6 separate regions of the Homo sapiens genome follow, and all the other regions are linked to region 3. A link is a loop called in an ENCODE intact Hi-C map of the cell type or tissue named here. Cell type or tissue: endothelial cell of umbilical vein. All regions are shown on one strand. Each heading gives the region's core, and the rest is flanking DNA. Links, peaks and the distances in the headings are about the cores only. Region 1 has its middle 37 kb from the start of DUSP5-DT. Region 2 overlaps DUSP5 (dual specificity phosphatase 5). Region 3 has its middle 94 kb from the start of SMNDC1. Region 4 has its middle 31 kb from the start of DUSP5. Region 5 has its middle 20 kb from the start of SMC3. Region 6 has its middle 6.3 kb from the start of SMNDC1.

Region 1 (4,867 bases), core at 245-4,244, 61 kb before region 3:
CCAGCTGGGGCTGTTTTCTGCCCACCTTCCTGCTCTGGGAAGCAGCGCAAGTTCCTGGGAGATGCTCCCTGGAGTCGGGGGAAGGGGTTGGCCTGGAAAATAGCCCAATGCCTAGCGGGAAAGGGAGGGTGTAAATGCGGGAAAGGGGTTCCTCTGGGAGAGTTGAACTGTCTCCTGAAATAGAGTGTGGAAAGAAAGACTGGATCAAAGTACACAGACTTTAGGGAGGTTAGTGCAGCTGAAACCCTCCACACAATGCTTGACGCTCATGTCAACACAGCACATGTAAAGGAACGGTCGCAGTGATTATTATTAATTATTGCTGTTACTGAACTGTGTCCATTTCTATAAAGGAAACGGACTATCTCAAGTTGTGCCTTTTCACAATTCTCTGCCTCATTTCAGCATCATAACAGTCCTTTGGGGCAGGTACCCTTGTTATCATAGAATTGAGGAAACCCAGCCACGGAGAGGGTGTCTTGCTCAGGTTCACACATAACTGCAGAACTGGGATTCAAATGTGGTTGGGCTCTTCCTGCTAGAATTTTGAAGTGTCTTGAAATTTCCCAGGATTCTTTATTTTTGTTAGGCAGTGCCTGTTTCCTTGAGGTTCCCAGCAGTTAAAATAACCATTAAGAAATGACAGGAGACCACAGACTTGGTTAGGAAGGAACAGGGCTGGGAAGAAGTAGGGGCACCCTTGCCTGGCTCTCCAGGAGAATCTGACCCCACAGGGGGCTACCTGGGAAGGGACAGAACCAGGGCCAAATCCTGAGGACCTCTCTTCAGCTATGAGGCCAAGTGGCTACATCTCCCTTCTGGCCTGAGAGGCTCTAGAGGGGCAGTGAACTTCTGGATGGGTCTCAGCAACAACAGAGGAAACACAGCTCCCACTCGGGCCCTATCCTCACCCTCAGGGTTGGAGCCTGGCCTCAAATCCTGATCTTCCAGGTGCCGAGCCACCTTGAGCGAAAGCAGCAGGTGTAAAAAACGCCTGACTCAGAACGGAACCTGGAGCCACCTGCCCAAGATGCCTGGGGCGGGGACCTGTCTCTTGCCCTGCCACTATGGGGATGACATCCTCCACCCTCACTCTCTCCCTTCCCCAGAATGGCACCTATGGTGTCACCATTACCACAGGCGTTTTGGGGTGGGCACTTGGGGTCAAGCCCCTTGCTCAAAGGATGACACGAAGTCTCTAATACCTTTGTGGGCCTTTATCTACTCAAGGTTGTGTGGGGGTGAATAAGCTGTTCCAGGGATGTGTTCCAGGGGCTGCAAGAAGGTGGGGAAGGCACAGGAAGAAGCAAAGATGGAACTGGAGAAAGGGTCCCAGCGTGGCCTGGGATCAGGACCTCGAGAACAGGTGGGGAAACCTGGAGGGAAAAATGGAACTGATCAGGTGCATTTCAATTGGGCCGTGGTATTTTAGGCAACACCTCTGCTGGAGAGGTTGTTGCCTGCAAAACCGGATGAAGGCAGTGCTGTCAGGGCTTGGTGCTCCGTGAACAGCCACCTGGGGTCTGCACGTGTCTTCTGCCTCCACCCACCCCCGCTCAAACCCCCTTCCCAGCACCTCCCTCTCTGCAAGGTTCCGGAGTGGCCACCCACAGAGCAGCTCTGGGCTGGGCGCTGAGTCATGAGGCTGTGGTGCCTGCCAGGGGGCGAGGGTGGCAGATGGCTTCATGTGGGCGTGAGTGAGGAGGGGGGCAGATGGGAGGGGCAGTGACCCTGGGCCCAGCAGAGATCCAGGGAAGTGGCCTGGGAGGTAGGTCCCCAACTCTTCCTTCCCCCCGTCTTCACAGCCATTTTCCAGGGATGCCCATTCCTGCTGGGGTAGCCAGCTGTGACCAGGTCAGTGTGGAAAGTGAGCCCTGGGAGACCTGAGGCCTGAGGCCCTGGGCTTCCGCTTGACCTGGCTGGGTCAGCCGTGGGAGGCAGAGCCTGGCTCTGTTTATCCAGGCCGGACACTTCCGGAGCAGATGGGCGCCTGTCAGAGCCACCAGCCAGGAACTGGGCTGACGTCCTCTCATTGCCAAGTGGCAGGTGACTCGAGGGCCTGGAGGGAACATGGGTTTGGTTTGCCTGTTTATTAGGGAACTCTCTCTCTGAGCTGGGAGCTGCCTGCACAGCTGAGTGAGCACAGGGCAGACTCTTTGACCCAAAGGGACCTGGCCCTTTCAGGCGCTGAGTGCTGGGGACTCTGTGGGGGCTCCAGGGTCTCCCCAGAAGCCATGGCTGAGCTCTGCTTTTTGCCACCCCTACCTTGGTGTATGCATTTCCTGGGGTTCCTGTGACAAAGTACCACTAACCAAGTGAGTGGCTTAAAACAGAGATGTCTTCTCTCACAGTTCTGGGGCCAGCATTGAACGCAAGGTGTCAGCAAGTCTCCTGCCAGAGGTCCTGACGGAGGGGCTGTTCCAGGCCATGCTCCTGGCTTCCGGTGGTTGCCGGCAACCCTGTGCATTCCCTGCTTGTAGAGGTATCACTCCTGTCTCTGCCTCCATCTTCACTGGCGTTCTCCCCTCGGTGTCTTCTGCATCCGTTCTCCTCTCTCTCTCTCTCTCTCTCTCTCTTTTTTTTTTTTTTTAGATAGAGTCTCGCTCTATCGCCCAGGCTGAAGTGCAGTGGCATGATCTCGGCTCACTGCAACCTCCGCCTCCCGGGTTCAAATGATTCTCCTGTCTCGGCCTCCCAAGTAGCTGGGACTACAGGCGCCCGCCCCCATGCCTGGCTAATTTTTTGTATTTTTAGTAGAGACGAGGTTTCACTGTGTTAGCCAGGATGGTCTTGATCTCCTGACCTCATGATGCACCCACCTTGGCCTCCCAAAGTGCTGGGATTACAGGTGTGAGCCACCGTGTCGGGCATCTCCTCTCTTCTTATAAGGACTCCAGTCATACTGGATTAAGGGCCCACCCCACTCAGTATAACCTCAAATTAATCACATCTGCAATGCCCTATTTCCACATGAGGTCACATTCTGAGGTTTGGGGAAGGACATGAATGTTGGGGGGATACTGTTCCACCCAGGACACTTGGGTTGCCCATCTGCCTCATTCTTTCTCTCATCTTCAGCTTTTCCTCCCTCTTGCTCTGCCATTTAGAGAGAGGACACCCTGTACCCGGGCCTGAGCTTTTGGGGAAGGTGAGGCCACCATTTTCCCAAGAGCTGGCTGACTCCCAAGCATTCGACTGTAAATTAGAAAACCCATTAAGACGCAATCAATGTACAACTTGGTTTTTATCCTGTACAGAGTATCAGAGGCCTTTGGGAATCGAAAGGAAAGCTCTGAACTCCCGCCCAGGGTAAATGTACATGCAAACACGCACAGCTCTCAGTGGTGACACAGCCCTTCCAATGCCCATTTGTCCTGGGACTCCAGAGAGGGCCTTCTCCGGGCCAAGGAATTTCTGTCTGGAGCAAAAGGAGGCCCCAGTGCTTCAGCACTGTGCTGCCTGTGAGGTCAGGGGTTGCCATGCTGGGCGAGGACTGGGAAGGGTTTCCTTAAATCAGACCAGCGTCAGTGTTTGTGTGTGCAGTCATAGGGTAGGCAATGGAAAGCGGGTGGTGGAGGTATTCAGGAAAAGGGTGGGGTGCTCTGCTGTGGTGTTAAAATGTTTTTTTTCTTGCCCCTGTAACCACCGCCCTCCAGATATTGTTGAAAAGAGGCCCAGAGCCTGATGCTGGATCTCCGGGCATTTAAAGCAGAGGTTCTCAGATGTGTTATTAAAGGGAGGAAGTAGGGAGTTGCCCAGCATAACCTCCTCCCATTAGCCTCTTTATGTAAAAGCACCCAGACTCTGTCCTTTTGTGTGTACATATAAATGTCCCCAAAGGTCCTGAAGGGTAAACATCAAGCAGGTACCAGTGGCTGCTTCTGGACAGGATCTAGCATTGAGGGCATCAAGGAAGGACTTTTCCTTGTTGCTACCTCTGTTTTGGTGTGGCTTGAATGTTTCCAATGAAAGTGGATTCAAGTGATAATTGTGTGTTAAATTAAAATCTTCTCAAAGAAAGGCTCTTGATGTTCTGGGAGTTTCAGATCCCTTCAAGAAGTTCCTGAAAACCACGGTCTATCTCTCCCCACTGCACCTGCTCACCACGAGCATCCCCAGCCCGAGGGAGGGGCAGGCCCCAGGCCCTGAAGCAGACCAGCTCCTTCTTCCGGAGAAGCCCACCTGCTGCCACCAGCCAGGCCACGGGGATGCTCCTTTTCCCCTCTCCCCACTCCACACCCAGGCACCCAGAAAATTCTAGCTGAATTGTTCTCCCGACCAGTGGTTCCCAGGCGGATGGCATCAGAATCAATTGGGGGCTCGTTGAAATGGTGTGTTGGACCACCCCTTTACTTTTCTAAGATTTACTTTTCTAATAAGCGTCCAGGTATCTGATATGATGGATCCTCCCACCTCACTTTCAGAACCAATGATCTAGGTGAAGGGCATTAACTGTGCCTTCCGAGGTTCACCTGGAATCCAGAGAGGGGTTCCAGCTGGGAACAAGGTTCATTCCTCTCCTGTGTGGAGGCGAGGAGAGGAGCATCCATGGGAACCACCTGGGGACAGGGAAGAGGGAAAATCCTTCTCTTAGGAGTGAGGCTGATGAGATGCTTTGCACTGGAAGACTGTGATTGCCTCAATGAGAAGGTACCCGGGAGGCCCCCCAGTCACCTCCTACTCCTCAGGGACTGGAGGGTTGAGAGGCGTGAGCAGGTCCTTTCAAGTCCCTCTCACCAGGTGTTGGCCTGCCTGGGACTCTGAGCTCTGACCCTTCCGTGCCCCCTCAGCCTCTCCTCACCCCTCACCATTTTTTTTTCTTTTTCTTAGAGACTGGGTCTCACTCTGTTGCCCAGGCTGGAGTTCA
Region 2 (4,867 bases), core at 631-4,630, 100 kb before region 3:
CAACCCAAACAAACAAACAAAAGTAGAAATCTAGCTAGGCCAGATGTCCACAGCTTGAAAGCCACAGGCTCGTCATATACTGTAAGGATGTTTATTAAAGGAAAACAAACAAAATCCTAACCCTGGCATCTGGACAAGCTAATAGGATTCCTGACCAAGGAGCCCGTTCAAGAAAAGGTCATCTGGCTTTACTTTGAAGTTTATCCCCAGGGACAGGGTTTTGTTCATGGCAGGGAGCTGGCATTTTAGCATCTAGCAATCTTTCTTCTTATGATTTGGGTATGTTCTTGGTTTATGTGAAAAGTTTGAAAGGTTACTCCCACCAGGTCAGGTGTCTAGATTAGAGGCCATGTGGAAAACAGAACAAGGTCCTGAAATAATCACAACAGAGAGCTGAGAGAAAGGGGTTCTGAGCCTGATGCTGCCTTGAACCAGCTGTAGGACTCTGCAAAATCAATCATCTCACTTGTCACAGAACACTTCTTTTCCCTTCCGTAAAATGGTTAGGTTTTGATCTCTGGCTTCTGCCAGATTTGGATTCTCACCTGCTTTTTCATCTTCCTGGATGGTGCTACGTAACCCCCTTCCACTTTATTTTTCCCTTTAATGAGTTATCACAAAGCACTCATTTTTAGAAGAAAAACAAAAACTCACTAGTTTACAGAAACATGAAGCCCTCTAGTATCTTTTGATTTCCTCTGGTTTCAGTTATCTGTGGAATTGTAAGCATAAGAACCCCTTAGAGGAGCCTACTTAGCCACCCAAACAGGACTTTCTCTGTAGCACCCCCACCAACACCAGTTTCAGTTAAACATACCAATAAGACACACCTTGACAGGTACCGGGATGGTTTGCAGAAACTGCAGAGCATGGACAATTACAAAGAAAAGCAACACAGGAAGCCTGAAAGTCAACTCTGAAATGTCTTCAGGGAAACCTAGACCAGTATTTCAAAGCTTCTCTGAACCTCCGAAGCCAGATGACAATAATGTATCTTTCACTTCCCCTTTTCCCCAGAAGCTGCCAAGCATCCTGTGGCTGGTTTGCTCTTGTCAGCTCGTTTGCTGGAAGGAAGCCCATTTACTCTTGGATGGAAGCTCAAGCTGGCAAGCAACAGAAGCTCCCTAAAGCCAGGGGATTTTGCCAACACCCTGATCCACAAAAGAACTAACCATCATTGCTGAGTGGGGAGAGAACAGTCAGGTGCTGAGGAAGGAAGGGAGACAGGAGCCCAGAATACCACTCAGGATACCTCTTCCCCATCACATCACGTACCTGGTCATAAGCTGGCCTGTAGCTGACATTTACCACTGGTTTTCCACACTGGCTGATGAGGGCTCTCTCACTCTCAATCTTCTCTTGTGAAATGGGTTTTACATCCACGCAACACTCAGGATATTCCGAGTAGAAAGTCTCATATCCCCCTACAAAAACAAACAAAAAGGTGAGACAGATGGTAAGCATCAATTTCTCACGCTGTCAAAAATACCCATAGTTAATCAATACTCTGAGTGTTACACAGTTAAGAAAAAAAATAAGCCAGTACAGATTCTGGTCATTAAAAATTGAGCAAAACCAGCAAACAGATTTAGAATAGAAAGGGGCTGTACACACATACAAACCTCTAAAAAGAACTCTTTCAGAGGCAATGATTAACTTTTTGTGTCTATCAGAAGCAGATTAAACTGTGAAAGAAAGTGTCTAGCATCTGGCAAATACTAACCAAATCCCTCCAGAAAACAAAGGCTATTTTCTCTCTTGTTTATCTAAAAGGAAGGTGTGATTACCCAAAATTTCATTAATTGGCGAGAAGACAGGCTCCTGAAGTGGCTTCTTCCCCAGCCCATCTGCTCTAAGCAGGATTCTAGCTGGAACCTCCTCCATTTATAAGGAAATGGGGGCTGATACGAGGTTTCATTTCGACTCAGGGCAGTAAAACAGCCTCACTGCTTCTCACTCCCAAGGTGCTAAGAAGAACACTGCTGACAATCCTTTCTAGGTCCAATTTGGAGTCATCAATCCAGTTAATTACCTTCTAAATCAACTGAAAGAATAAAGACTTCTGAATTTAATTCTCAGCCCTCATGAGCAAAAACTGTCTCTGTCCCCTTCATGACCACCCTATCTTCTTATCCCCACTTTTCTTACTTCTCTCCTACTCCTCCTGCACCCCCCCCCCAATCAATAAGTCAACTTACGGCATGTGTGACTCTCAGAATCCTTAATATTACATTTACACCTCTCCAAATGGATATAAGGTAAAAACGACCCTCTGAGCAAGTCACGGAAACTTGCAAATATAAGTAAGCCTTCTTGGGCCCATTTCAGTGGGGAAGAACCGAATGAAAAGGTGGCCTTGGAACCCTCAGAATGCCAAGGGCTGCCAGGTGCAACAGGCCAGCCTTGCTTGGGAAACTCCTTTGCTGGTAACCCAGAGAGCAACCTGAGACATTTCCTAGGGCCTCCAGAAAGCCCACTTGTCTTTTTCTGGCCCAGAGAATTCACTTGGAGTCAAATCCATTAAACATGCATTCTGAGACCATGAATTTTCCAAAGAACCCCCTTTTTCTTTTCTGACTTTGGGTGTTGTGATGCTGGCTTTTTTAAAGCCCTGCAGTAGACAAATGGTTAATGGATTACAAGGCAGTCTCCAACTCCCTCCCAGAAGCTGCAGCCAATTCCTAGAATGAGTCATCTTGCCATTACCGCTTCCTCTCAGCTCACTGGAACTGCCCCGCCCCCACTTAGTACACCCAGATCTCCCCTGTGGTCACCTCACAAGCAGCCCATTGCGCCTGCCCATGAGCTCCTGGTCCTCCTCAATGACCATGCTCCCCACGACAACGGGAGGCCACGGCAGAGGTGCAAGATGGTGCTATAGGCAGCTTAGCTTCCCATGCTCTGCCATAGCCCCTGGGCCCCTTCCCTTCCAGCAGTCAAGAGAGAATGAGGCAGGCTCACAATGACCCACAGCTTCCTTGGAAGAGGCATCCCTAGTCAGTAAACCACCTGATCACTTCCCGTGCCTGGACCTCGACATTATGGGTTCCAGGAGACAAACAAGGATTTGGATGGGAATTTGGAGTTCAGAATGACCTGGGCCCTCCCAAACTTCAGGACGAAGGTTGGGGAAATAGGAATCTTCAGGCTACCCCATCTTTTGGCTTTAAATATATTACTTCAGAGTTGGCTATCAGGAGGACAGATAAGAGGTTCGGGTGTGGGCTGGATCCTGCATGCTGTTGACAAAATTTAGTTGAGGGACAGATAAACAGGGTCCTGCCTCTTCAAGCTGGGATTCAGAGGAATCCTCCAGATTAAATGGTCTCAGTCTTTCACCCACTCCCATCAGAGGTGTGGAGAGACAGAACATTCCTCGCTGGTGCCTCACTCGAGTGGCAAAAGCCATGGCAATTCTTAGAGCTACTTCTTTTGGAGTGAGTCTGCTTTCAATCACCACCACATCACCAGGGAACAGAGAGAGCACAGATACTATATATAAATAAGCACTGACCACGCAATTCAGTCATCACCATTTCATTTTAGTGGTTGTTTGGGAGACAGGGGATTATGGAAAGTGTCAAAAGGCATTGCCCCCACCAAGATCTGAGATGCCACCAGATTAAAACCTGAACTCCTATCTGCACATGAATTACGTAAAGAAATAAAAATTTTCTCTGGCAACAATTTAAAGTTTAGTAGTGTTATAAGGGTAGGCATGAAGCAATTTCTACTGAAACTTAAAATGCATGTAATTCTTGACCTGGCAATTCTCATGATTTACTGAAAGGCACTGCACACGCAAGAGCACATGGAGAAGGACATCTACCGCATTGCTTGGAGCAGTGAGGCGGGACGCAACCTAATGGTCATTACAGGAGACCGGTTCAATGTGAAACAGACATGTATGATCAGATATGGACAAGTCTCCAAGATCTAGATAGATACAAGAGGCAGGACAGGGACTATACAAAATCAATCTATTTCTAAGATACTTATGAAAAACTATCTAAAGGTAAACAAAAAATAGTTGACGACTGTCTCTGGGGAGTGGAACTGGGTTCTAAGATATGCAGAAGACCCGCTTCTCATCACAGGGCCTTCATGCTGTTCAAATTTTTACCTGTGTATATGTTACCTTCTTTTAAAAAACATTTTAACCCAGTTTTCCTGAGATGTGAGTCTATAGAGCTGCCTACTTTGTGGCGACAACTTCTAAACTGTCAGCAGGGCCAGCTTAGAGAAGCATGGGGAGGAGAGGTGGGACCAGGGAGGGTCTCCTGGAACCTCTTTCATACTACTGAGGCAGAAACTTCTCCAAACCACAGGAGATAAAAACCATATTAGGAAGAGAAAGAAATCAGGAGGCACGCTGAAACCTCTGCAGAGCCAGAGGGCCAACCCTCTATCCCCTGGGGGATAGGCTGTTAGAAGAAGGACGATTACCATCTACCTCTGTTAACTCTCCAACAGGAAATCAACAGGGGACCAGTCAGCAGGAGGTGCTAGCAGAGAGGGGAACTGTCTCCAGAATCTTCCTGGCCCGGACTGTGTGAAACTCAAGTTGCATGGCTTTAAAACAGGCTCCTAACTCGGCGCCGGCTCTCTGCACCGAGCTCTGATCCCCAACACTGTTACATCCCAAGGTGTCCGCGCCAGGGCTGGCACGGCCTTGGGGCCCTGCTGGGGCTAAACCCTCATCTCTACATGTGGGTCAGGTCTCCCCGGGTGTCATTTGAGGTTACAAAGGACTCAAACACAAAGCAGGAGCAGTCATAGGAAGTAACCCAGAAAAAACCAATGCTTTGGATTTTGAGAGTCAATCACCCACCCACCACCAGAAGCCAAAGTTATCTTCCCGGCAGGT
Region 3 (4,867 bases), core at 433-4,432:
ACCCAGCTCCAGGCAATGGACTATGACTGGTCTAAGCCAAGGGTCAGCAAACTACGGCCTGAGTGCCAAATCTGAATGCCCCCTGTTCTTACATGGTACATGAGCTAAAATGGTTTTTAACACGTTTCAAATGGTTGAAAACATAAAAATAATATTTTGTGACACATGAAAATTATATGATATTGAAGATTTTTAAAATTTCAATGTATAATTTTTATTTTTTTATAGAGACAGGGTATTGCTATGTTGCCTAGGTTAGTCTCAAACTCCTGGCCTCAAGTGATCCTCCTGCCTCGGCCTCCCAAACTGCTGGGATTACAGGTGCGAGCCACTGCACCCAGCTGAAATTCAAGTTTAAGTGTTCATAAATAAAGTTTTATTTAAATACAACCACATACGTTTGTTTATATATTATCTATGACTGTTTTTGCGTGACAAAGGCAGAGTTGAGTAGTTGCAACAGAGACTGTATGACCCACAAAACCTAAAATGTTTCCTGTCTACAACTTTCCAGAAAAAGTTTGCAACCTTTGGTCTAAGCAATCATGATAATCCTGCTCCTTTTTTCCCAGGCTTCCTTGCAATGAGGAGTAGGCACATGGTCCAGTTCTGTCCAAAGAAAACTAAGCAGAGGTTTCTGGGGGAGACCTGCATAAAAGCATTATTTTTCTGAAAGAAGGAGACAGCATGGCTGGGCCCCATCCTCCCTACCTCCTGCCTGAAGTGTGGGTATACTCTCTGGAGCCCAGCCAGGTATCTTCTTTCAGAGCCCATCTCCTGCCAAAATATGGAAAAACAGAGGGTCAAGAGTTCAGTCTGGAGGGCTGGGCAGGCTGGCTGGGGTCCAAGAGAGGGGAACGGTCCACCCTGGGCACCTGTCCAGAGGATGGGCTGCTTCTCACCTAGACCAAAGGAACCACTTGTCACCTGGAGTGGATTGAAGAAGGGTTGTCCCCTCCCAAGAACTTATTCGATGACTCCTGTCTGCTGGCCCCAACATTGACATCTGGAGGGCTGGAAGATGGACTGTCTCTGCTATGGAATCCTGGTGGCCAGCATTTTCCCCACGTCTTCTGGGTTTCCCTTTGTACCCAGCTCCTCCTATTGTAACTGAAAGATAGTAGATAATCAAAATAATCTTGGATGGTTGGGTGGATAGGTAAGGGCTGAATGAATGAATGAATGGAAAATACAGCTATTAAGAGGCTATCTTTCACACATGTGAGCTGACGGCAACCCTGTGAGGTCACAGGCTAGGTGTTACTATGCCCATTTAACAGAGAAGGAAACCGAGGTTCTGTAAAGCTAATTGACTTTCCCAAGGTCACAAGACTTGGAAGAGGTGAAGCTATGGCCCAAACCAACACTGCTTCAAGACCTGGGCACAGGCCCCTCCTGCCTCACCTCCCTGGACATCACCTCCAGTCCATACTAGACCCAATATATAGGCAAAGAACCTGCCGTCATCTCAGCAAATCATGAAAGGAACTTTCATGATTTGATGTGCAACCTTTGCAAATCAAATGATACGGGTCTGGGAAGCTGCCAGGAACAGCCTCTCATCCACATCCCCCAGTTCTGCTCTTGGGACTGCCAAGAACACGTCACTTCCTTAACAGTACATATTTGTAGAATGAATGAGTTCTCAGTACATATTTGTAGAATGCATGAGTTGCCCTGCATCGGTACAAATTCCTCAACAAAAGTCATAGGCTACAAAATCCCGGAAATGCAGGTACGATTGACATCACGTTTCCTAGCTTTGCAATAGAATGCAATGTGCATTCTGGTGGCCAAATGAGCCTCCTGCTGTGCTACACAAGCCCATGATATTCATCACCACCATCATGAAGGATCAGTTATCAGGCACACTTGCTGTGTGCCACTCACTATTCCAAGCATGCTATGTGAATGTTCTCATTTAAACTTCACAACCAACCCAGTGGTCTGGGTAATACTGCTATCCTCATTTTATGGTTGAGGAATTTAAGGTTCAGAGAGGTTAAGTAACTTGATCAAAGCCACACAGTCAGAGGTATCAGAGTCAGGTATAAACCCAAGTTTTTGTTTTGTTTTTTGTTTTGTTTTGTTTTTTACCTCCAATAAGAGAGGAGGTGGCAGGGAAGTCTTGTGTGGGATGGCTCTTGGGGGACAAATGCCCCCTCTGTAATCTGTATGGAGGGTGGTCCAGTCCGAGAGCTGACAGGAGAAGAGAGAGCTGCTGCTCAGGGAGGCAGAAGTGGGCGGGGACCTCTTGTTTGGGCAAGCCTTTCCTTGTCCCGTGCCAGGCTCAGCCCTAGCAGGCTCACCCAGTGGACATGACTGTTTGTGTGTGTTGGGGGGTGGGGTAAGGGCAGTGGATTAGGAGGGGTGGGGCTGGGCTAGCTGGGTTGTGATTCCCATGGAGACGCTGGTGATTCATTGCCCCTTCCAGCGAGTGGGGCCTCTATCAGGATGTGACTTGTAGTAAACAAGTCACAAGATGCCATCCAGGCAAGAGGGAAATGGGGAGGGGAGGATGGTGTCTCATCCTGAGCCTGGGCATCCTGGGCTTCGTAAAGTGCCTACCTGAGGCCCATCCCCAGGCTGCAGTGAAAAACCTTTCTTTGCCTGGGGGGAAGCACACTGGAAAAGGTCACTGCCAAAACCTTTTGAACTCTTTTTCCTGGAAGGTTCCAGGACCTCCATTGCCCTGGCCCAGAGGTACAGCGACTCGAGCTTGGGCAGTGAGTCCTGGTGCCCGGAGAATATCTCTCCCAGGGCTTCTGAGAGGTATGCATAGATAAGTCAACCTATGGAGTTTAGAAGAGCTGGGCTGAAAAAGAAAAGAAAAAGCTAAATCAACCTGCACACCATTAATTGGCACCTACTATAAGTCCAGCAGGGCCCAGTGGCTGACTTGGGATAGGTGCTCAATAAAGGTGTGTTGCCTGACTGAGTAACTGAACCGGGCTCATAACTCCAGGCCAGATGAGAAAACAGAGGAGGCACATCCCAGCCTTCAAGGAATTCAAAACCTCACTCACAGTAATAACACAATTCACAGAACAATTAAGTGTTAAATTGCGAGACTCTCCCTAGGTGTTCTAGGAATTTTAAATGGGGGCTGGGACCTTAGGAAGGCTTCCTGGAGGAGGTGGACTCAGGTTGGTTGAGTGGGGAGGCTGGAGGTAGGTCTGAGTGTGAAGGGGGTTCAAGATGAACATAGCGAGGAATGAGGCAATTGTGTGATCCTTTGGAGTGGGAAGGTTTTTAAATATCCTGCCTGATGCCCACAGGCCTGTACCACAGTTACAGGGCTTGGTTGTGGAGGTTGACCCCATGCCAGGAAATCACTGAAGACAGGTATGTCCGTTATTGCCTGATTTTATGGGTGAAGAAACTGTCCCGTCTTATGGGTGAGGAAACTGAAGCTCTAACATGCTCAGTAAATTACCTGAAGCCACATGGATACAAAGGGGAAGAAAAACTCAACTTGCGCTCTTCAACATGTGGGCCGCTAGCCGTGTATCTGAAATGTAGCTAGCCGTGTGAGTGCTTGAAATGTAGCCAGTCCCAACTGAGCTGTACCGTATGTGTAAACAACACACCAGATTTCAGACCTACTAAGAAACAAACAAAAAATATATAAAACATCTAATTTATAGCTCTTGTTAGTACTTATTACATGTTGAAATAATATTTTGGATATATTGGATGAAATAAAATCTATCATTAAAATTACGGTTAACCTTTGAACAACACGGTTTGAATTGAGAGGGTCCACTTATACACAGATTTTCTTCCACCTCTGCTGTCCCTGAGACAAGACCCACCCCTCCTCTTCCTCCTCAGCCTATTCAATGTGAAGTCGCCAGGGATGAAGACCTTTATGATGAACCACTTTCATTTAATGAAGAGTAAATATATTTTCTCTTCCTTATAATTTTCTTAATAACATTTTCTTTTTTAATGGCAAGGCTTCTGGTCAATAGCAGGCTAGTTATAGTCAAGTTTTGGGGGAGTCAAAGTTATACTTGGATTTTTGACCTCATAGGGGTTGGCACCCCTAATCCCCTCATTGTTCAAGGGTCAACTGTAATTTCATCTGTTTCTTTTTGCTTTTTAAATGTAGCTACTAGACATTTTTATTTTACTTATTATTTGTTTTTCTTTTTTAGAGACAAGGTCACCCTATGTTTCCAAAGCTGGCCTTGAACCCCTGGGCTCAAGTTATCCTCCCGCCTCAGCCTCCTATGTAGCTGGGACTACAGGTGCACGCCACCATGCCCGGCTAGAAAATTTTGAATTATATACGTGGCTAGCATAATGTCTCTACTGGACAATATCCCTGCCAAGTAGCAGCGCAGCCTCAGCAGACACCTCTAAAGATGGTGTATTAGATCATTAGAGCTGCTGCAACAGAGAACCCCACAGATTGGGTGGCTTTAATAATAGAAATTTATTGTCTCACAGTTCTGGAAATTTATTGTCTCTGACTGGAAGTCCAAAATCAAAGTGTTGGTTCCTTCTGAGGCTCTGCCTCTCCTCTAGCTTCTGGAGGTTTGCTGGCCATCTTTTGGGATCTGTGGCTTCTATAGCTGAAAAGCGTTATGAATTCTATGCTTTCCATCACCCTGGTTCTATCCCTGCCTTTGTCCTCACATGCTGTTCTCCCAGGGTCCACATTTCTCCTCTAAAATAGCAACACCCATCATGTTGGATTAGGGACCCAACCTACTCAACTAATGACATCTACAAAGACCCTATTTCCAAATAAGGTCATATTCTGAAGTACTAGGGGTTGGAGCTCCAACATATGAATTTGAGGGTCACACAATGCAACCCATAACAGATGGGGACTCCCTCCCTCTCCAGGAGCCCATTC
Region 4 (4,867 bases), core at 587-4,586, 130 kb before region 3:
GCTGAGATTACAGGTGTGAGCCACCTTGCCCAGCCTGGTTATTTCTTATAGAAACTTGGGGTAGAGCAATTCACTTCTCCTTGGACCTCCATGAAAGGAGACTCTGCACTGGCCCCTGCGTCTTTCCTGGCCTTGCACCTTTCAATTTCTAATGGTGCTTTGGAAGGGCCGGGAGGGGTGAGTGGAAGGGGAAAGGACGATTTCATTTCCCTGTGACCCCCTCAGATGTCCTTTCTGCCCTGGTCACTTCACTCCCGCATCCGTAGCCAGAGCAGAGCCAGGCCGCCCAGCCTGAGATCCTGGGCAGGTCCAGGGTGGATTCAGGACCACGTTGGTTGTCCTGAGCCAGGAGATCCCGGAGCAAGGGTGAGCGCTCCGCCCTCCTGGAGCATCCTCTGCGCGCCCCGCCCCGCTCCTCCCTCGGAGCCCGCCCTGGCTGGGCCCGGGCGCCCATTTCACAATCGCTGCAGTTGGGAATGTGGCCGGGTCAGTTCCCACGGGGCTCCCTACTCAGGGTGGGACCTCCTACTTGGTGGGGCGATCGGAATCGCATCGTCAAAATACTAATTATTGTTGCATCCAAAGCCCCACCAGCGGCGGGTGCCCGGCCCTGCCCAGGAAATCCAAATAATCAGCATCACTGGGATTTTAGTCACCTCGGTGGGGAGCCGGGTCACCTGATACCCCAGCCGCTGGGAGCCAGCGTCAGGCGCGAGCCACTTCCTGGAACCCAGCCTGGGACCTGAAGAGGCAGGGAGGCTGGTCGGGGGTGGGGCGGGGCTGGGGGGGTGGGAGTAAGGGAGAGGACGAGACTATAGAACCGTCGAGGAAGAAAGAAGAAAAGCTCACTATCTAGGCTCATGTATCCCTCTCTCTTTAATCCTGGAAGATAGACATGACTCTTCACTTTACAGAAGAGGTTGAGAAATGTAAGAAAATTGCCTCAAGTCCTAAGCTGGCAAGAGGCAGAGCTGGGGCACTTTCCACTACACTAATGGCAGGTAATTTCACAGGCAGGATAAACCACCCCAGCCTAATCAGTGGTTGAGCAAATTGGGAACGTGAGAAAGCTGTGGGCAGACGAGTGGTGTCAAGGCGTCACGGGACTATGGGACTCTCACGTTCACAGCAGCAGTGAGAATGCCCCCCTCAAAACACAATGAGGTGATAGGCATCCATGTGGGCCATGCCCCACCCCCCACCTGCATCGGAATTGTGAGCATTTTAGGAAATGGCTAATGGCTTCCTAAGGGCCCTTCAGAACAAAGTGCTTAACTGATGTCAGTTAAGCATTCATCAGTATTCAAAGAAGCATTCCAGAATCAGAAAACGTTTTTGAAAAAAACGCTCATAATTTATAAATGCATATGAACCCCGCCGCCCAACACACACCCGCCAAACAGTGGAAACAACACTATCCATTCCACAGGATATTTCGCAGCCGTTAAGAATAATTACAGGCTCACGCCTGTAATTCCAGCACTTTGGGAGGCCGAGGCAGGCGGATCTCTTGAGCTCAGGAGTTCAAGACCAGCCTGGCCAAAATGGTGAAACCCCATCTCTACAAAAAGTTAGCCGGACATGGTGGTGTGCATCTGTAGTCCCAGCTACTCAAGAGGCTGAGGTGGGAGGATCGCTTGAGCCTGGGAGGCAGAGGTTGCAGTGAGTCAAGATTGCATCACTATACTCCAGCCTAGGTGACAGAGGGAAATTCCCCCTCTCCCCCAAAAAAGAAATCCATATACCACAAGGTAGGGTACACAACTGTACACATACAGAATGATCACAGCTGTTTGAAAGGAAAAAAGGAAGAAAGAACAAAACAACCAACACCAGTACATAGAAAATAGATTGGCAGGAAATACCAAAATGCTGACAGTGGTTTTCTGTGGGTGTTAGGTGATTTCTTTTCTTCTTTCAACTTTTCTGCATTTTTCAACTTTTCTATGTATGACATCTATTACTTTTACAGTGAAAACTATCTGGATTTTATTTGAAAAGAGAGAAAGTGAATAACACTAGTAATAACAATATTAATAGTAGTAGTAGTAAATTAACATTTACTGAGAATTTATGGGGTGTTTGACACCATGCTAAGCACTTTATTTGCTTTTTAAAAAAACCCTCGTAGTAATCCTGTGAAATGGATATGATTATTGTCTGTGTTTTATAAAGGCTCTGAGAGATTAGGCCATGTCGTAGGCATTGAGTTTTTGGCTGTACAGGTTCTAAAGCCCCTCATCCAGGGGGCAGAACTCCCCTTGGGTATTGACTTGGAGGGAGGAGCACCTGCCTCATACCACTGAAGCCCAAAGGCAAATCCTCCCCGTCCTGTTTCCTGGCAATGGGTATGAGTGCATGACCAAGGCTCAGTCCATCAGATGCACCTGCCTGAGGCCTGGCTCCTGGACCCACTGCATGCTGGGGGGTTAGCACTCCATTTGCTGTGATATCTGGCTGCAGTGGCAGCAGCGTCATGACTAGACTCTTCCAGCTCAAATGATGGTTTTCTGCCTCCTGCTGCTCCAGGCCTGGAGAGCTGCTTAAGTTTCTGCCCCTTTCTCAAGACTGTTCCCTCCTGAACCTCTGCCAATTCTATTGCAGTGGATTCCCTTCTTTGTTTAAGATAGTCAGGGTCCATTTTCTATGGCTTGTTACCCAGGGTCCTGACAACTCTCGGTGACTTTCCAGCAGTCCCAGAGCAAATGGCAGGAGCAGGACCCCAATCCCGATCTGTCCATCCAGAGCCCGAAGCATTGACCCAAACCTCCCGTGCTGCCCACTCTTCCCCAAAAGTATGATAAACATTTCCTGAACTTCTGGAAAACAAACCAGAAACATGTTCTTGAAGATTTTCTCAGAAATTGGCGGCCCACTGCCCACCCTACTGTCGTGGGAGCCTGGAAAACCATCTTGTGAAAGGCAGGAAGCTGAGGCGAAACCTGGGTCAGGGAGGAACCAACCCAGGCTCCAGTGACTGGAGCATAGACTGGATCTGGGGAGGAGAGGACGCAGAGGCGTTTCAGGCCTCCCTGGCACTTCCTGACCGGTGCCAGAGGACTGACTCAGCCTAGGGTCTCCTCCCCCAGGAAGCCTCTCGACCTTTGGAGTCTGGGAGTGGAAACTCTGGTTGGACCCCCTTGTACCTTGCATGTTCCTCTAGGTGGTGAGAGCTTGTTTTCATGTCCACCCCCATGTGACTGTGAACTTCTAGAGGACAAGGACTGCAGCTTTTTCACCCAAATTCTTGATGCCAGGCATATAAATGTTATTAGAGTGAATGAGAGAAGGAATGCCGGAAGGGCTCTCCCCATCCCCATGCCAAGCAGTGTGCAACCATGAACCCTGGGACTTTTCCGAAGCATCTTGGCAAAATAGAACAGCCATGGGCTTTGGAGTTGATAAATCTTGCTTCAAACCCTGGCTCTCTTACATATGAGCAAATTCCTCCTTAACCTCTCTGAACCTCAGCTTTCTCATCTGAAGAATGGGGACAGTGCCTAACTCTAAAACCAAGCAATTGGGAAGATGTGAAAAGTGGTTGGCACACAGTAGGCCCTCAGTACAGGCTAGCCCCCTTCCTCCTCCAACACTTCATCTTGACTCAATTCCTTCTTCCTGCTCCTCTCCTGAGTAAATGTCCAGCAAGAGGGAAAAGGTTAAATAAACTATGGCATATCAATAAGATAAAATGTTATTTGGCCTATAAAAATAGTTCAACCAATAATTTTTAATGGCATAGAAAGTGCTCATATATTCATGTAAAGTGAAGAAAAGACCAAATTGTTCATACAGTATGACCTCAGCCATGTAAAATGAATAACATTTGCATGCTTGAACATGTAATAGACAATTTCTGGAAGATACACAAGAAACTCTTAACCATGGTTTCCCCCTGCATGGGAGTAGAAAGTTGGAGGTGGACTTTGACTTTTCACTTTATAACTTTTTGTTCTATTTGAGCATATATATATATATATATATATATATACACACACACATATATATATAATATATGTATATATAATATATATATACACATATATATGTATATATATGTATATATAATATATATATATACACACACATATATACATACATATATGTATAATTGTGGTTTTGTTGTGAGTATATATTAATATTTAAATGAAACTCAAAGGGCAGGGCACGGTGGCTCACGCCTCTAATCCCAGCACTTTGGGAGGCCAAGGCGAGTGGATCACGAGGTCAGGAGATAGAGACCATCTTGTCTAACACGGTGAAACCCCATCTCTATTAAAAATACAAAAAATTAGCCAGGTGTGGTGGCGGGCGCCTGTAGTCCCAGCTACTCCAGAGGCTGAGGCGAGAGAATGGCGTGAACCCGGGAGGCGGAGTTTGCAGTGAGCCAAGATCACGCCACTGCACTCCAGCCTGGGCGACAAAGCAAGACTCCGTCTCAAAAATAAATAAATAAATAAATAAATGAAACTCAGAGGACAGAAAAATAGAAAGGAAATATAACAAGACTTCAGCAGTGGTTATTTTGGGAGTAGTGGAATTATAGGATTATTCAAATGCTTGTTTGTATTTTTCTACATTCTCTAGGTTTCCTATGATGCACTTATAGTTCTTTTATAATCAGAATTAAGGGCAAAAATGACTTCAAGTGGCTCCCCAGGGGTGGGATTGGGGGAAGGAGCAAGTGACTATATCTAAAGGGCGAAGGGAGCATGAGATGGAACCGGGCAGAGGCAGATGTATTTTTGGAGCCATGTGGTTCCTCCTGAGTCAACTAACTTGTTGTCTGGTCCCAGCCTGCCAGTGGAGGCAGGAAATGCTCCCACTCCTGCCTGGTTCACTCTTAGTCACGCTCTGGGAGAGTAGG
Region 5 (4,867 bases), core at 489-4,488, 150 kb before region 3:
AGGAAAAGACCACCTATTTTGTAGAAGGTGGAGATGCTGGCAACAGGGACAACCAGATCAAAAAGCTCCTTAGAAGGATGAACTATGGTGTGTGCCACAATTATTTCTGTAATCTGATCAGTTAATAAACAGTGATTGCTTTCAAATTGAAAAAATAAATAACAAAAATATTAGCTAAATTAGGAAGCAGACTTTCATAATAATTTTTAACTGTAATTTAGAGGTGACAAAGCAAACTTCACTAGACTTGTTTTCATCAAGAAAAGACACACCTTTGCTAATGCACAGCAGCACCAATAGTAAAACAGATGATGTCTATGGAAGTGATTCCAAGGAAATTAAACTACTACGAAAAGAGTTTGTACTAGTTTTACTCAGAAGTATAATTCCTCACATATTGAGTTCAGTTTTGTAGCCATAATTGACACTAATATTCTAAAACTATAGTATGTTATTTGTAGAGATATGCTAGCTAATAAAGCTCATAAGACCATCAACCTTATGTAGCATTTACATAGAAAACAAAAGAAGTAAATTCAAAACCTAAAGAATACCTTGAAAGAATGTTGAATTTAAAAAACTCATAAGAACAGATGTTCAATATTTCACATATAAACATTAGTAATGTATGAGCATCTTATAAAGCAGCATTTGGGGATGCGAAAATTTAAAAAAGAAGACTTTAGCACAAGACTGTATCAAAGATCTTTGAAATTATGGGTGACTGTGGCAAATAAAGTAACTCAAATGTCGTTTTTCATAACTAGACGAATTCAGTAACTAGCTAATGACATGGCAGATTAACTCACAGATACACGGCTAGCAAAGTCGTTTTCATTGCAAGTTATTGAATGCCCACATACTGCTAAAATGACAATTAATGTAGTATATATGCAATTCAAACATAGTGGAAGAATTTTTTTCAGTTTCATTGATGACAAGCACAACTAGTCCTAAATGTATAAAACTATAAAGGATTACACTGTCAAGGAATGTGGTTTAAGACTGCTGTAGGAAGATGCTTTAATGTGCAGCTTCATTGACAGAAAAGCATACTAAGTTTGAAGAATGTAAATCAATGCACTGCTTTTTTTAATCAGGAAAGTTTTACAATGAAAAAATGTTAGCTGAATTAAACAGTGTCTAGTTGTGTAGTTACATAGCAAAAAAATAGTTATGCAAAGGATAATGCATGAAATTCGAGATTATTCTCTTTATTATAATATGTGTTCATATGGAAGCTGATCATAAACAACTGTTGTAGGTGAGATACGATGCTTACTGAAGAGAAAAGTACTATTAGGAATGTTTGACTGTGAAACAAACTCTTAGTGTTCCTAGAAAGTAAAACAAACATCTTTATAAGGTCCCAATGTGGTTTGGGACAATAGGCATGCTTCTTTGTGTGATATTTTTGGCATTTTAAATGCTTTTACTACTTCTAAGCAGGGAGAAAAAATGCAGCATGATTTTCAATGGCAAAGAAGATTGAAGGGCAAAAATGACAGAAGCTTGGAAGAACAGAATATCCAGAGACTGTTACAACATGCCCCATAGTTTAGCAACAATTATCAGTGATGTTAGTGATAATCTTGATATTGCATATCTGTAAAATGTTATGGTCAAACAAGTTATGGGACATTTACATTTTATTTCCATCAAAAGAAGATTCGTGCATGGGAAATTCATAGATCCATAATCTGTTGCTTTCATTGAAAGACAATTTAACTCTACAGGATAAACTGTTGGAACTGGCAATTGAATAATTGACGAATTTTGAAAATACAGAATCATTTGCTTCATTTTGAATAAAAGTGAAAGATGGAAATCCTGAGCTTCCTAAAATTGTCTTAAAATCTCTTTTTCCTTTCCCGTTAACAAAGCTCTGTGAGACTGGTTCTCCACTAACCTCTTATTAAAACAAAATATAGAAGCCAGGTGCTGTGGTACGTGCCTGCAGTCCTTCCTAGCTACAGGCAGGGGATGGGGGTGGCGGAGGGGGGCAGTCCTGAGGCGGGAGGATCGCTTGAGCCCAGGAGGCTTCAGTGAGCTATGATCTTGCCACTGCACTCCAGCCTCAGTGACACAGTGAGATCCCATTTCTAAAATAAATAAATAAGTAAACAAATAAATAAAATAATTATTCTTTATTAAATTACAACAACAACAACAACAAAAATAGAAGCAATCTCATCACACATTCTACTTTGCAAGTAGCATTATAGTCCATTCTGGCTGGGTTAGATAGGTTGGCAAGCCATAACTTGTGTATTTGTCCATTAAGAATGCTCAATATTTATATGCATGGTGTTCATTCAAAGTAGAGAAACACTATTTTACTCAAAATTTTTCATTTAGTTATAATTGCAGAACAACAAAAATTATAAATGCAATAGCAATTTATATATTAATCATATAATACACACATTCAATAAACATGTACAGATTTTGCAATTATTTTTCCCGTTATGTTTATTCTGATTATATTTATTGAAATGCAATTTTGTCTGTTGAATATGATAATAAAATTTGGTTCAATTTTGTATATCTTTGTTTTTTAATGTAATGTGTCCAGTATTAATAATTCATTTTTATTGTACAATGGATTGGTTTGCAGATTAAAATTCTTTTAAAAACTGGTTCTTCGCCAGCCAATTTGAGAAGCACTGTTCTACAGGTCAACTTTATCTGTAAAGTGAGGATGAACTGCCAACTTTGGAGCAATCACAATTTTGGATTATATAAAGTCCAGCGAGTTATCAGAAAAAAAGGGGCCATGTTCAACATCAGCAGGAAAGGCGAATGGTTATTCTGAGTGTCACATCTTCATCTTTACCACTAGAGGGCGGTGAAGAAGTTCTTGTAATTGTGGGATGCATCACAAAGCCAAAATTGCTTGTAAACCGAGAAATTGAAGCACGCAGGAAAAAAATAAAACACAGAGTAAGATCAATTACCCAGTGAACATTTGTTGGTCGCCAATACTGTCCTGTAACACACTAAGACTCAATACAGAGGTCAAAACCCAGGGTCTATTTGTAGCTAAAATTCAAAATAGTAGGTAAAATTGGGATGGACACAAGATTAAAGAGATAGCTTTGCATGATGAAGAGTCCTGGAGATTAGTTGCATAATAACATCAACATACGTTTAAAAATGCTTAAGATGGTAAATTTTGTGTTATGTGTATTTTGCCACAATTTACGGGGGTGGGAGGAAGAGAAAGAGAGAGAGATTGCTTCTTTAGCCTGGCGTGGGCAGGAACTGTCTATACCCAACCAACAGCTCTAGCTCACAAGACGTGGAGAGGAGAGGTGGAGGTACACAGGCCAATGCATCACAGGGGTTGTGGAGCCTTTGCCGTGGGACCCACACTCACACACACACATGCACTTTTATTCTTAGTTCTGCCACATATCTTAGCCCATCACTCTGCCCCAGTTTTTCAACCCCTGAAAAGCTTAGGGAGCTCGTTTGCATAATCAGTTCATTCATTCATTCATTCATGTATTTGCTTAATGTTAACTGAGCACCTACTCTGTTCCAGGCATCCTGTGAGGTGCTGGGGTACAGCTATGATAAGACAGACAACCTCTGCCCTCAACGTGTTTACAGAGAATTGCCTTTTCTAGTTGAGGCCTTGAAGGGTCCTAGGAACTGTTTTTATCTCAAGTCAGCATCTCCTTCAATCAGTGACAAGTAGGCCATTTGGAGCCGCTGTCTCTAAAGTATTCTCTTGAAACCGTAGGAAGACAAGGACACAAGAGGGAGAATAACCACAGAACCACAAAGGGATCCAAGGTTGCCTTGACAACAGGATCAGAGGAAATAGCCAAGCCCTTGAGGTGCCAGGACTGGACTCTGAGCCTGGGCCGACTGTCCATTCAATGTCACCTTTTGACTTTGACAGGACTTCACTGAAGTGAGTCTTTGAAATCCAAAGGAAGAGAGGCCCACGCACTGAGGAACTCATCCCACGTCCATCCCAGCCTTGTTCTGATTCTGGAGGAACACAGGATGTCCTCACTCCAAAGGCTGCCAGAGACTGCTGGAGGCCGCACAGGAAAATAGGCAAGAGTCTGGCTTATGATTCTAACAAGCTTCAGTTAAACTCGGGCTGGGCCTCAGAGTCGCTGTGTAACAACATATGTCTGTCTGAGCCTCAGTTTCTCTATTTGTAAAGTAGAAATAATACTAATAGTATATAGCACCTCAGGGAATGTTATGAGGATGAAATTACATAATAAATGTGAAGTTCTTAGCACAGTGCCTGGCACACAATAAGCACACACTTAATGTTGTTTAAAAAAAAAAAAAGCTGAGCTGGACTCCATCTTTTCAAATGAGAGAACTGAGGCCCAGCAGCTTAGTAATAGTGGAAAGTTGATGAATTGTGGAATTATACCCAGTTTTGGCTCTCCCAGTAGACTTTGGGAAACTCACTTAGTCTCTCTAAACCTCCGTTTTCTCATCTGTGAAACGGAACAACCAGGTTGTTCTGAGGACTACCTGAGTTATGTTAAGCACCTGGCACCAGAACCTGGCATATTGCATTGTCCAGTAAAATGTTCATTTTTTTGTTCCTCTCTGTGGTTGTCCAGAGTCAAACTTGGTTCTAACTTTAAAATTGCAGCCCTCAAGGAGTTCATGCTCACCTTCACAATGCAAGCTTGGAAGTCAAGCAGCTCTCAACTCAAATCCAGTTCCTGACCTTGGGCACATTACTTAGCTTTTTTCTTTCTGCTGCAGTTTCCTAGTCTGTAAAATGAAGATCATAATAGTACCTCCTTCCCAGTGCTGGCATGAGGATTATGTTTTCTTTTGAAGTGTCCCATAAATGTTTATTATTATGTCCTGCAATCATGGC
Region 6 (4,867 bases), core at 290-4,289, 87 kb after region 3:
AGCACTTTGAGAGGCTGAGGTCAGGAGTTTGAGACCAGCTTGGCCAACATGGCGAAACCCCATCTCTACTAAAAACACACAAAAAAATATTAGCCCGGCGTGGTGGCGGGTGCCTGTAGCCCCAGCTACTCGGGAAGCTGAGGCAGGAGAATCACTTGAACCCAGGAGGTGGAGGTTTGGAGATTGTAGTGAGTTGAGATCGGGCCACTGCACTCCAGCCTGGGTGACAGAGTGAGACTCTGTACCAAAAACAAACAAAACAAAACACAAACAAAAACAAACAAAAAACTGGGTCTTTAAAGGCATTCTTCCAGGCAGGGAAGTGGGGAAAGGCATGTGAGGTAAAGCAGACACTTGGAGCAAAGGCAAAAATGCATGAAAAGACAGGGCAGGTTTACATAAGGAGTGTGTGCCAGTGCTAAGGCTGTGACAGCATCCCCAATGGCCTTATATGCTGGGCTAACCAAGGATTTCAATGAGTAGGTGTGGGCTTGCTAAGATTGGTGTTTCCAGAAGATCAATCTGATAACCAAGAGTGGAGGATGCGTCTCAGGAAGGAATTCATTCTTAGGCTATTGCATTAGACAAAGTGAGAAATGATGGCAGTCTGGTTTGCAACACAGGGGATAGAGGAAAGAGAATACATCCAAAAGACTTTCAGAGGGTCTTTAAAACTAGTTAAATGACCATAAGGGAGGAAAGTGATTTCTTCAGCTAAAACTAGAAAAAAAAATTAGGAAGAGCATCAGTGTCACAAAATACAATAAAAGCCAAGGTCAGGCAAAAATATCAATTTAAAATCTTCTTCCTAGCCAATCATACATTTACTACCTGCAAATAGGCTATTTTCAGAAAATATCATTTATTCTCCGTTTTCTTTCTCTTTTTATAAAACTCACTCTAATGGCTTTTTGATGAGATGGAGTAAATCATCACCAATTGTGCCAAAATATTTTGGAGTATTCTGCAACAGAGGAAATGCTTAATCTTTGTACCTGAGATGCTTCTGCATAAGCAAACTCTCCTACAGCATAAAATATATATATATCAGAAATCAATTTGAAACAAACATATCATCTGCAGGAAGTGCTGAGGCATTTCTCCATTAGTTTTAATCCAAGGAAAACAAGATGAGAAGGTGATGTTTCATGATCTCTAATATGGGTAGCTTTTGCAAGAGAGACAATGTCAGAGATACCAAAAATAGGGGTGATACTCAGAAAGTACGTCGTTTTCATCTGTGTAGCAGATGTTATGGTATGCTTCCCAGATTCCCTCTTTAGGACTGAGGTACTCATCTTCCTAGCAGTTGGGAGTGCTAGTAGCTGACAGCTCTTAGCTGAATTGCTCTTAGCCCCTTTCACAGGGATAGCCCCCATCTATTGGCTGGTCAATTGATGATGGGTGAACATAAAGCCCTGGCCCCTTGACTTAAGGGACAGGGGCATCTCAGTTACAGAAGGGCCATCCCAGTTCCAGAGCTTCTATGGGACTGATTAAGGTCCCTATTGCAAGCGCATAACAGTTCACCTTCTTCCTCTGTCCAGTCCTGCCCATCAGCCGTCACAGGTGATGTTCCCAAGGGCACTCTCCAAAACTTTACCTTTCGCACAGAACTTAGAGTCCTTTCCCCATGAAACCCAATGTACAAAGCCAACCAGGACCACCAGGAGCCTTTCATGAGCAATAATTACAGAGGATGAGAGTGTCACTACAAAAGTCCCTTGAACTCTTACAGGTCTTTAACAAAATGAGCCACACTTCCTACTTATGCTCTAAGACTAATAACACAGAGATGTAAACAGCATTACAAGTGGTCTATAAAGGGCTTTAGATATAGAAGAATTTATAAAGGAAGGAATCACAGGAAGGCCAAAGAAAAACATATATATTAGAACCAAAATGGAAGTTGAGCACAGAAAACTTGCTGTTCTTCATCATTTGGATACTGCGAGCCATAGTTTTTTGGGGGTGTTTGTTTTTCCCTAACTCCTCTCTCCCCACCACGCTACCTGGCAATATTCCTTCACTAAGGCTGGAGGAGGTGGGGGAGGGGGCGGAGAAATCAGACATTGAAAGATTCCTGTATCCTGACTGCCACCTAATGGAATCTTTGAGCATTAAGGTCTCCATTGTGTAGTTTTTTGGGGTTTTTCAACTGCTGACATATCAACAAAATGGCAAATGTGACCATGTCAAATTATGCCCACTAGTCTTCATGGGGCAAAACTCTGGGATTCATTTTGGTTTTTGGAAAAAGTCAAGTTAACTGCCTTATTTTTTCCTGTCTACATTTGGGAATGTACATCCCCTGCCACTCATGGTTGTTCAGTTTAAGCAAACTTCATTAAAAGATTGCTCTATTATCCACTGTGCAATACAAATAATGTGGACTATTTCACACCATTCCTCTTTTTTCTAAGATAAATGATCTGTAAGTGACATGAATATGGGGTGGGGAATATCCAGATAAGAAAGGTACTTTCAGGGGCTGTGATGCAAACGAATCCAATGAATTCCGAGTTTAAAAGACTGTCTTAAGACTGCTGCTGGAGCTGCTATACGAGAAAGTTAAACAGGGCCAAAAAATGAAAAAAAAATTCCTATCACAACATCAGAAGGCAAGACCCACTTGACTCTCCTGCATGTGGGGAAGTCAAAGTAATTCTTTCACATTAATCATGCTTTCCTTCCTGCCCTTCAAAGAGCTCCTGGTGACTGCTACAGCCTCCTGCCCACATCTTTCCTGCTAAACATTGACCCATCTGGCTTTCTATTGTCTTTTGTTTCTGACAATGCTTTTGTAATCTCCTGTATTACTTCTGAGCTTGTTAAGCTATTGCTAATGCCCAGAGTTCCCTGCAACTATCTTCTGCTCTTCCCCATCATCCCCAAACACACACGTACACACCTCCCAAAACTATTCTAAAAGGCGTTTTAGCCAGTCTATCTATACTTTTCATTTTGAAAAATTTGAAACAATCACTTCTATAGGACACTTCTATAGTCAGCATAGGACATTCTCCTAAGAAGCCATAAAATAGTTTTTACATCTAATAAAATTAGCAATAATTTAATATAATCTAATATTGAGTCCATATTTAAATTTTCCAGTGATCCCTAAATTTTTTTTACAGCTTTGTTTTTCAAAACCAAGATCAATCAAGATTTATCCATTGCACTTGTTACATCTGATTACCTCTTAATCTAGAACAGTTCCCACGCTTTTCAATGTCACTGACCTTTGGAAGAATTTAGGTGTTTTCTTATACAATGTCCCATATTCTGGATGTAATTCTTCCCTCATGCTCAATTTACTCATTCCTTTATGCCCCTATTTCTTGTATACTGGAAGTTGGGTCAATAAACTTGATTGTATTCAGGTTAAGCATTTTTGGCAACCCTCCTTCACAGGTAATGCTATTAGTGCTTCATGTTGCATCAAAACAACAGGCATATAAAATCAGGTTGTTCCACAATTAGCGGTGCTAAACTTGATCTCTGGGTTAAGTTGGTGACAGCTGAATTTCATCATAGTAAGGTATATTTCCCCTTTGTAATTATTGGATAGTCTGTGGGGATACTTTGTATGTAGGTGTGATACTTTGACATTATGCCAACATCCTCCTTTTCCCTACCTCCTTTCACCAGATGGTTTTTAGCTTCTCTTGATACTTGCCTGAATTATTGGGAATTGCAAACGGTGATTTTTCTGATTCCGTCATTTTATTTATATGAATTGGCTGGCATTCTTCTTTAAAGAGAAACTCCCTTCCCAAACTCTTTGAGTATCACTCTGGACTTAATAGATTTTTAAAATGTATTGAAGGCTTTGATGATCTATGAATTATTATTATTTTTAGTGGCCAAATTGACTCATATTTGGCTAGTGGAGCCCACTTGAGCTGGGCTCTGTGGGCTTTTAAGTTGACCTTATTCATTTTGGGGCACTTCCCTGATTTCTGGTAAGGTATTTCAGGCTTAACTTTCTTTTTTTGTACTTTATGCGCCTGAAACCGGAAATTAGCCATTTCTCTAAGAAACATTATTTCCTCTTAGTGGGGATTGGTATTTAGATATCAAGCTGTGGGCATTCTCTAGGGGGGTGACATTGCTTCTAAGAAATATACATATGAAAAATTCTAATTCAATTTAACATCAGAGGTTTTAACATCAGTTTTTCCCACTATAAGAGGAAAGAAGTACAAATATAAAAGAAGGTGGATCTTCTTTTAAAAATACAAAAAGGATATTTGTATTTCTTTCCTCTTAGAGTTTCTACTAATAAATTTCTTGTTTGTTTTATAGTAGGCCTGAGTTTCAAAATTACATTACCAATACCACTACTGGCAATAAATATGTGGTGTTTGAGGGCTTTTGCTTGTTTTTGTTCTTTTTGCTCTCAGAATATAAACCACTAAGAATGTATGGTTGGAGTACTATTAAGCACCACTTCTAAATAAGTAGTAAAGAACTGCCATTTCAAGGCCAGGCGCGGTGGCTCACACCTGTAATTCCAGCACTTTGGGAGGCCGAGGCCGGCGGATCAGAGGTCAAGAGTTTGAGACCAGCCTGGCCAGCATGGTGAAACCCTGTCTCTACTAAAAATACAAAACAAAATTAGCCGGGCATGGTGGCATACGCCTATAGTCCCAGCTACTTGGGAGGCTGAGGCAGGAGAATTGTTTGAACCTGGCAGGCAGAGGTTGCAGTGAGCCAAGATTGCGCCACTGCACTCCAGCCTAGGCGACAGAGCGAGACTCGTCTCAAAAAAAAAAAAAGAACTGCCATTTCTGGCCAGGCCCGGTGGCTCATGCCTGTAATCCTAGCACTTTGGGAGGCTGAGGGGGGGTGGATTACCTGAGGT

The links. Hi-C counts contacts between places; a loop is a spot of excess contacts. Peaks named below come from ENCODE experiments on the same cell type or tissue, not always from the same donor. Only the 100,000 strongest peaks of a DNase experiment are listed, where the experiment ranks them.
Region 1: it touches region 3 in a loop (5-fold over the local background); 3 of 110 quality-filtered maps call a loop at or near these places.
Region 2: a loop joins it to region 3, with 4 times the contacts of the local background. A loop is called at or near these places in 15 of 110 quality-filtered maps.
Region 4: a loop joins it to region 3, with 6 times the contacts of the local background. A loop is called at or near these places in 2 of 110 quality-filtered maps.
Region 5: it touches region 3 in a loop (8-fold over the local background); 2 of 110 quality-filtered maps call a loop at or near these places.
Region 6: a loop joins it to region 3, with 6 times the contacts of the local background. A loop is called at or near these places in 10 of 110 quality-filtered maps.

The regions. Positions count from the first base shown.
Region 1 is chr10:110,457,376-110,462,242 of GRCh38, reverse strand. No RefSeq gene overlaps it. Among named protein-coding and RNA genes, the nearest start is that of DUSP5-DT, 37 kb to the left of the region's middle. RefSeq lists enhancers at 906-955, 966-1,025, 1,046-1,125, 1,196-1,285, 1,087-2,286 and 1 more. In endothelial cell of umbilical vein, for the core only: no CTCF peak of the experiment used is centred there; a DNase peak (open chromatin) is centred at 1,962; H3K27ac peaks cover 909 bases.
Region 2 is chr10:110,499,278-110,504,144 of GRCh38, reverse strand. It overlaps DUSP5 (dual specificity phosphatase 5), which reads right to left. Exons shown (of 4, transcript NM_004419.4): 2 at 1,276-1,424. Among named protein-coding and RNA genes, the nearest start is that of DUSP5, 3.8 kb to the right of the region's middle. RefSeq lists an enhancer at 1-95. In endothelial cell of umbilical vein, for the core only: no CTCF peak of the experiment used is centred there; DNase peaks (open chromatin) are centred at 2,734, 3,364, 3,584, 4,514 and 1 weaker place; H3K4me3 peaks cover 1,038 bases; H3K27ac peaks cover 4,000 bases.
Region 3 is chr10:110,396,314-110,401,180 of GRCh38, reverse strand. No RefSeq gene overlaps it. Among named protein-coding and RNA genes, the nearest start is that of SMNDC1, 94 kb to the right of the region's middle. In endothelial cell of umbilical vein, for the core only: no CTCF peak of the experiment used is centred there; DNase peaks (open chromatin) are centred at 1,650 and 2,390; H3K27ac peaks cover 3,950 bases.
Region 4 is chr10:110,526,037-110,530,903 of GRCh38, reverse strand. No RefSeq gene overlaps it. Among named protein-coding and RNA genes, the nearest start is that of DUSP5, 31 kb to the right of the region's middle. RefSeq lists silencers at 952-1,011, 2,839-3,133 and an enhancer at 1,692-1,821. In endothelial cell of umbilical vein, for the core only: no CTCF peak of the experiment used is centred there; DNase peaks (open chromatin) are centred at 1,875 and 2,853; H3K27ac peaks cover 2,990 bases.
Region 5 is chr10:110,545,331-110,550,197 of GRCh38, reverse strand. It overlaps the pseudogene RPL7P35. Among named protein-coding and RNA genes, the nearest start is that of SMC3, 20 kb to the left of the region's middle. In endothelial cell of umbilical vein, for the core only: a CTCF peak has its summit at 2,825 (motif pointing right); a DNase peak (open chromatin) is centred at 2,837.
Region 6 is chr10:110,308,780-110,313,646 of GRCh38, reverse strand. No RefSeq gene overlaps it. Among named protein-coding and RNA genes, the nearest start is that of SMNDC1, 6.3 kb to the right of the region's middle. In endothelial cell of umbilical vein, for the core only: a CTCF peak has its summit at 2,116 (motif pointing left); DNase peaks (open chromatin) are centred at 2,076, 2,656 and 3,976; H3K27ac peaks cover 1,775 bases.